3 separate regions of the Homo sapiens genome follow, and regions 2 and 3 are each linked to region 1. A link is an interaction called in ENCODE POLR2A ChIA-PET data of the cell type or tissue named here. Cell type or tissue: IMR-90. All regions are shown on one strand. Region 1 overlaps RERE (arginine-glutamic acid dipeptide repeats). Region 2 overlaps RERE (arginine-glutamic acid dipeptide repeats). Region 3 overlaps RERE (arginine-glutamic acid dipeptide repeats).

Region 1 (2,500 bases):
CAAAATAAAATACCTGGGCTGGGTGTGGTGGCTCACACCTGTAATCCCAGCACTTTGGGAGGCCAAGGCAGGTGGATCACAAGTTCAGGAGTTCAAGACCAGCCTGGCCAAGATGATGAAACCCCGTCTCTACTAAAAATACAAAAATTAGCCGGGTGTGGTGGCGACCGCCTGTAATCCCAGCTACTTGGGAGGCTGAGGCAGAGAATTGCTTGAACCCAGGAGGCGGAAGTTGCAGTGAACTGAGATGGCACCACTGCACTCCAGCCTGGGCAACAGAGCAAGACTCTGTCTCCAAAACAAAAAACAAACAAAAAAAAACCTGAAAACAAAAATTAAATGGGACACAGAATCCTGTTGGTGGTAACATCACATTTATTAGCATTTCCAAATGGGTATACCTGGAACTACTGGTACATCCAATATATAGCAGACTTCTGGAGGGATCTGCTCACAACTGGAATAGTAATTTTTTTTTTTTTTTTGAGACGGAGTCTCACTCTGTCACCCAGGTTGGAGTGCAGTGGTGCGATCTCGGCTCACTGCAACCTCCGCCTCCAGGGTTCCAGCAATTCTCCTGCCTTAGCATTCTGAGTAGCTGGGACTACAGCATGTGCCACCACACCCAGCTAATTTTTTGTATTTTTAGTAGAAATGGGGTTTCATCGTGTTAGCCAGGATGGTCTTGATCTCCAGACCTCGTGATCCGCCTGACTCGGCCTCCCAAAGTGCTGGGATTTCTGGTGTGAGGCACCGCACCCGGCCAGAACTAGCATAATGAATTTTTAAAGAGAAGTTAAGTAGATGAAAGAAATAGAAGACCATGGCCACATCCATCTGACTAGGCTGCTTACTGCTTGTAGGCACTAGGATCAAGGTTAGAGGCTCATTTTCAAAACCTATGAGTGGTATTCAATTCAAAAGACTGTTGTCAAGAGATAACATCAGCATCTGGGTCTGTGTGAAAGGATTTAAATCACCTTCTATCAGATGTTGAAGCATGAAGGGGGAATGGTAGGAAGGCAGATGACTATTCACAGTGTTTACAATCAAGATATACAAATAACTGGCTACATACAAACACTCAGAAAGATGATGTAACTATGAATGTACTGAAGCACAGGCTCAGATGATGGGCAATAATTTCAAAACCACTGTTTCTTGATGATGCCTTGTTTGTTAAACTTCTGCCGCTGTTAAATTATTTTTACACTTTAATATGGAGAAAAATCAACCAATATTTTGGTAGGAACTAAAACAGTGCATGAAAACTAAATCATCTCTGAAATGCTAGCTAAGGAGTCAAAACTCATTAAGGATTTTCTACTTAGGATTATATTGTGTATGAACACTGAAATTTTCAGACAATTCATTCTTGTATTTGTTTGTAGCAGAGAGGCCAAAACTAAGCACAGGTAAAACCTTGGGAATATTTGTACTTCTTGCCCTCATCTGTAAACTACAAGGCTGGGTAACTAGATGACCTCTGTTGTCCTTAATATCACACACACACAGAGATAAACTGTACGTCAAGGGGACTTAGCAGATAGGGACAGACATAGCAAACTAAAGAGCACTTCTGTAGCTCCCCAAAAGTATCCCACAATGTACTTCAACCTGACTGTGGGGTTAATATCAGGTGTCTGAACTGGATTAAGGGACATCTAGATAGTTGGTAAAGCATTATTTCTGGGTGTGTCTGTACAGGTGTTCCTAGAGGAGACTGGTGTGTCAGATGGTAGCCTGTGTGGGAAGATCTGCCCTCAATGTAGGTGGGACAGCATCTAATCGGCTGGGGTCCAGAACAGAACAAAAAAAAGCAGGGAAAAGGAGACTTTGCTCTCTCTCCAAGAGCTAAGACACCTTTCTTCTCCTACCTTTGGACATCAGAACTCTAGGTCCTCCAGCCTTTGGACTGAGGACTCACACCAGCGGCCCCCCAGGCTCTCTGGCCTTCAGCCTCAGACAGAGTTGTACTATAGGTTCCTTTGGTTCTGAGGCTTTTGAACTTGAACTGAGCCATACTATCAGCTTCCCCGCATCTCCAGCTTGCAGATGGCCTGCGATGGTCTAAATGTTTGTCACCCTCAGAAACTCATTCTGAAACTTAATCCCCAATGTAACAGTATTAACAAGTGAGGCCTTTAAGAGGTGATTAGATCACAAGGAGCCTGATAACTCATTAATTCATTGATGCATTCATGGGTTAACGACTTATCACAAGAGTGAGTCTCTTATAAAAACCAGGTTGGCTCTCTCTTGTGAGCCCTACTGTCCTGGATGCCTTCTACCACATTATGGCACAGCACAAAGCCCTCCCCAGAGGCCAACCAGATGCAGCCCCTTGACCTGGGACTTCACAGCCTCCAGAACTATAATAAATTTATTTTCTTTATAAATTACCCAGTCTCAGGTATTCAGAAAAAAAGACTAAGACATGGCTATCATGGGACTTAGCTTCTATGATGGAGTGAGATTTATTATTCCCTTAATAAATCCC
Region 2 (2,500 bases), 210 kb after region 1:
TTCTAGGAAACAAGTAACTAACATAAAAACAAAAAATAAATAAAATACACATGGTGTGTGTTTGATAAACAATGGAATATTTTACCTCTTTCATCACTTAAGCTTTGCATATATTAACTCATTTAACTCTTTTAACAATTTTATGAGGTAGGTATTACTACTATCTCCATTTTGTATCGAGGAAGCTGAGGCCCAGGGAGGTTAAGTAACTTCCTCATTAATATAAAGCCTCTATGCAGTAGAGCTCAGATTTAAACCCAGGCGGTCTTGGATTCTGCATCTGTGCTCTTAGCAATCATGCCACACTGCCTCTCAAACCCAGGCTAAACTTTTGCTTAACTGAGAAATCTTTCCACTGAAAACATGGTTAATAATTAGTTTCATTATATTCAAGTAAACACCAAATTAGTACATCGCTTCCATACCAATTGTAATAATCTCTAAATTCTTCATCTGTTTATCATTCATAACACAGTAATCATTCTTCCTATTTTCACAAACCATTTCTTATATAAATTTCCTAAACTTTACATTTCCTTTCACTTTAAATAGCTCAGTAACTTTCTAATTTTTTCATCCACCTGAAGTTACCGGGTTACTTTCTTCACTGTCTCATTCTTTTCTTTTTTAAGACAGGGGCTCCCTCTGTAGCCCAGGCTGGAGTATGGTGGTGTGATACTGGCTCGTTGCAACCTCTGCTTCCCAGGTTCAAGCGACTCTAGTGCCTCAGCCTTCCAAGTAGCTGGGACTACAGGTGCACGCCATCATGACCCACTAATTGTTGTATTTTGAGTAGAGACAGGCTTTCGCCATGTTGGCCAGGCTGGTCTTGAACTCCTGGCTTCATGTGATCTGCCCGGCTTGGCCTCCCAAAGTGCAGGACTACAGGTATGAGCCACGGCACCTAGCCCCAAAATATTGTTTCATTCTATTAAGCATGTAATATACAACTTACCAAATTTTGTAACTAAGTTTTCCTCTTTCCTTCTTCTAAAAACCATCAATGTTTCAACTTCCCCTTAAATTCTTTTTTATTTTATTATCTTTTTTTTGAGGCAGGGTGTCACTGTCACCCAGGCTGGAGTGCAGTGGCACCATCACGGCTCACTGCAGCCTCGACCTCCCCGGGATCAGGTGATCCTCCCACCTCAGCCTCCGGAATAGCTGAGAGTGTAGGCATGCGCCACCATGGCCAACTAATTTTTTTTTTTTTGGTAATTTTTGTATAGGTGGGGTTTCACCATATTGCCCAGGCTGGTCTCGAACTCCTGGGCTCAAGCTATCCGCCTGTCTCCACCTCCCAAAGTGCCAAAATGCAAGGATTACAGGCATGAGCCACCACACCAGACCTAAATACTTTCTTTTGCTGAATGTTAAAACAGTATCAAAGTCAAAAATTAGAACCACTTATTCTGAGTGAAGCCAATAAGCACTTCACCTTTGAAGGAGCTCTAAGTAGAACACGAAAGAAAGTTATCAATATTTTATCTGCTAACATTTACACGGCAACCTACTTAAAAAGTTATATGGGTGCTTCCACTTCTGGAAAGCATTGTCTTATCTAAGAAGTCCAGATTTTCTCTTTGCCCTTCTAGAAAACACATACTATCAAGTGTCATCAAATATTTTTCTTATGTTTTATACCAATTAAAATTTAATAATGGAGGTGACTGTGAAGGGAGAAAGAACAAAGAGAATACCCAAGCCTAGGTTTAATTTTTATAACTTTTTGAAGAAAAATATCAAGAAAATAGGAAAACAGAAGAGAATGAACATTATATTTTCTACATGAAATTAAAAGAAGACAGTAGTTTGAGACAGGTCACTCTGAAAACAAAGTGTCATACTTTTTTTTTTTTTTTTTTTGAGATGCAGTCTCGCTCTGTTGCCCAGGCTGGAGTGCAGTGGCACAATCTCGGCTCACTACAAGTTCCACCTCCTGGGTTCACACCATTCTCCTGCCTCAGCCTCCTGAGTAGCTGGGACTACAGGTGCCCGCCACCACACCCGGCTACTTTTTGTATTTTTTTAGTAGAGACGTGGTTTCACCGCATTAGCCAGGATGGTCTCGATCTCCTGACCTCGTGATCCACCTGCCTCGGCCTCCCAAAGTGCTGGGATTACAGGCATGAGCCACCGTGCCCGGCCCCAAAGTGTCATACTTTTAATAAAAGTATATGGTATAAAAATAAAAGTATATGGTTAAAAAAAAAAAAAAACTTCAACTACCCAGACCTCAATTTGAAGGCCAAATGTTGTATTACTAATAGTGATACCCTGCACAAATTAATTCTCTGAATCTCCATTTCCTCATCTGGAAATTAGTAATACCATCTACCCTGAAGAATGGGTTATTAGAAGTAATAAGAATACAGCAGCTCAATCATTCCTTTTCTCCAACCATTTCTTACAGTCACCACACTAAGCAAACAGCAAGAACTGACTCACCTCAAGCCATTACATAAAATTTATCTATTAGACAGTGAGTTAAAGTATCAAA
Region 3 (2,500 bases), 52 kb before region 1:
TTTTTTAAAAATCATATTAATATCACCTATCTCATAAGAAATGCCTTTCAGTGTAGAGAAGCTGTCAGGCTCAGAGTGGTGAGTACAAGCTTTTCGAAATTCTAATTTTTACTTGAAAGTTCAAATCTTAGCCTTGTCAAATAGTATCAGTGTTTTCCTTGAAATAACAAGCTCACTTAATTCATCTTCAAGAAAGTTTCTGCCAAATGCCCACGTCTGAATGACCACAGTTTGTCTGTCAGTTGTTCTTTCAAAGAGTAACTGATATTCCATGAAAAAAGTGGCTAGCTTCGCTTCTAACTCAAATGTCTCGACGGAACCAAGGCTTCTCCTCAAGACAATCACTGTCTTTTGGTATAGGGCAGAAGACTTTTAAGTCGGGAAGCCAAGTCTTGGGATTAAAAAATACTAATAGGCTGGGCGAGGTGGCTCACGCCTGTAATCACAGCATTTTGGGAGGCCGAGGCAGGTGGATCACCTGAGGTCAGGAGTTCGAAACCAGCCTAGTCAACATGGTGAAACCCCATCCCTACTAAAAACACAAAATTAGCCATACCGGGTGGTGTGTGCCTGAATCCTAGCTACTCGGGAGGCTCAGGCAGGAGAACTGCTTGAACCCGGGAGGCAGAGGTTACAGTGAGCTGAGGTCACACCATTGCACTCCAGCCTGGGCAAAAAAAGAATGAAACTCCGCCTCAAAAAAAAAGAAAGAAAAGAAAAGAAAGAAAAGACAAGACAAGAAAAGAAAAGAGAAATAATAATAATAATAATGAGGTCCACAAGCTATGCTCTGAGAAGCACTGATTATGGCACATTCTGAACTTCAGCAAGTGCTGGAGGCTAAAATTCATCTAGAAGACTCCAGCTTTCTTCTTTGATGAATAACAACAGTAGCTAACATTTCAGCACTTACTATCTGTCCTAGGTGCTCTACAGTATTATCTCATTTCTAGGTATTAAGGCATTTAATTCATGTTTTGATATTAACAGACATGTTAGTATTGCTATTCACAGAAATTCAGGTGTCTTTCTATCCTGTGTTCAAAGCAACACAGCACTACACGTGGTGGTGCACACCTGGAATCCCAGCACTCTGGGACGCTGAGGCAAGAGGACAGCTTGAGCTCAGGAGTTTGAGACCAGCCTGGGCAACAGGCTTTATAAAAAATGTTTTTTTAATTAGCTGGTCACGGTGGCACGCACCTATAATCCCACCTACTCAGGAGGCTGAGCCAGGAGAATCACTTGAGCTCTGGAGTTTGAGGCTGCAGTGAGCTATGATCACACCACTGCACTCCAGCCTGGGCAAAACAGAGCTAGACTGTCTTTAAAAAAACAAACAGGCCGGGCGTGGTGGCTCACCTGAGGCAGGCAGGTCACCTGACGTCAGGAGTTCAAGACCAGCCTGGACAACATGGTGAAACCCCACACTACTAAAAATACAAAACTTAGCCGGGCGTGGTGGCAGGCGCCTGTAGTCCCAGCTACTCAGGAGGCTGAGGCAGGAGAATTGCTTGAGTCTGGGAGGCAGCGGTTGCAGTGAGCCAAGATCATGCTACTACACCCCAGCCTGAGTGACAGAGCAAGACTGTCTCAAAAAACAAACAAACAACAACAACAACAACAACAAAACATAGCTACTAAAGAGGTTTCTGCTTGGATGTACAATGCTGCTGAATTAACAAAGTAGGTCTAGTCAAAGCCAGGGTGGTCATCAACTTCGGAAGAAAAATCCAGACCAAAGGCAGTATGAATCCTAGCCAAGACATATAAAGGATACTACTGTATGAATTAAGAAACCAAAGATGCAAGTAATATCCAGAATAATGCAACATACACACACATCTATCTTTATCCTCATCTTAAGAGTTTTCACATACGTTATCTTAAATCTAGGTGTAGGCCGGGTGCGGTGGCTCGTGCCTGTAATCCCAGCACTTTGGGAGGCTGAGGTGGGCAGGTTACCCGAGGTCAGGAGTTCCAAAACAGCCTGGCCAATATGGAGAAGCCCCACCCCTAAAAATACAAAATTAGCCAAGCGTGGTAGTGGGTGCAGTAGTGGGCACCTATAATCCCGGCTACTTAAGATGCTGAGGCAGAAAAATTGCTCAAACCCAGGAGATGGAGGCTGCAGAGAGCCGAGATCCCGCCAGTGTACTCCAGCCTGGGGGACGGAGCAAGACTCTCTCAGAGGAAAAAAAAAAAAAAAAAAAAAATCTAGGTGTATTATAGTTACATAACAAACACAAGCAAAATAATAATACTAGCTATCAATTACTAAGTGCTTTCTATGCTGGGCACATATTATTTCATTATTCCACGACAACTCTATGAGGCAGTATCTCCATAGGTAATAATAATAACAATACTAATTTTAACATTAATAAAGCAACTAATATATCCATTGAACATTTACTATGTACCAGGCATTGCAAGGTAAGCAATTTCCATTTATTTTCTTATCTAATCTTACAGGCGACCCTGTAAGATAGGTGCTATT

Evidence for each region. Peaks named below come from ENCODE experiments on the same cell type or tissue, not always from the same donor. Only the 100,000 strongest peaks of a DNase experiment are listed, where the experiment ranks them.
Region 2: POLR2A ChIA-PET joins it to region 1 with 6 read pairs; 3 of 35 experiments call an interaction of 5 or more read pairs at or near these places.
Region 3: POLR2A ChIA-PET joins it to region 1 with 8 read pairs; 11 of 35 experiments call an interaction of 5 or more read pairs at or near these places.

Annotation. Positions count from the first base shown.
Region 1 is chr1:8,566,324-8,568,823 of GRCh38, forward strand. The region is part of intron 4 of RERE (arginine-glutamic acid dipeptide repeats); the gene reads right to left. Among named protein-coding and RNA genes, the nearest start is that of SNORD128, 73 kb to the left of the region's middle. In IMR-90, no CTCF peak of the experiment used is centred here; a DNase peak (open chromatin) is centred at 1,048.
Region 2 is chr1:8,775,687-8,778,186 of GRCh38, forward strand. All of the region lies in intron 1 of RERE (arginine-glutamic acid dipeptide repeats), which reads right to left. Among named protein-coding and RNA genes, the nearest start is that of RERE, 41 kb to the right of the region's middle. In IMR-90, no CTCF peak of the experiment used is centred here; no DNase peak of the experiment used is centred here.
Region 3 is chr1:8,514,034-8,516,533 of GRCh38, forward strand. All of the region lies in intron 7 of RERE (arginine-glutamic acid dipeptide repeats), which reads right to left. Among named protein-coding and RNA genes, the nearest start is that of SNORD128, 20 kb to the left of the region's middle. In IMR-90, no CTCF peak of the experiment used is centred here; no DNase peak of the experiment used is centred here.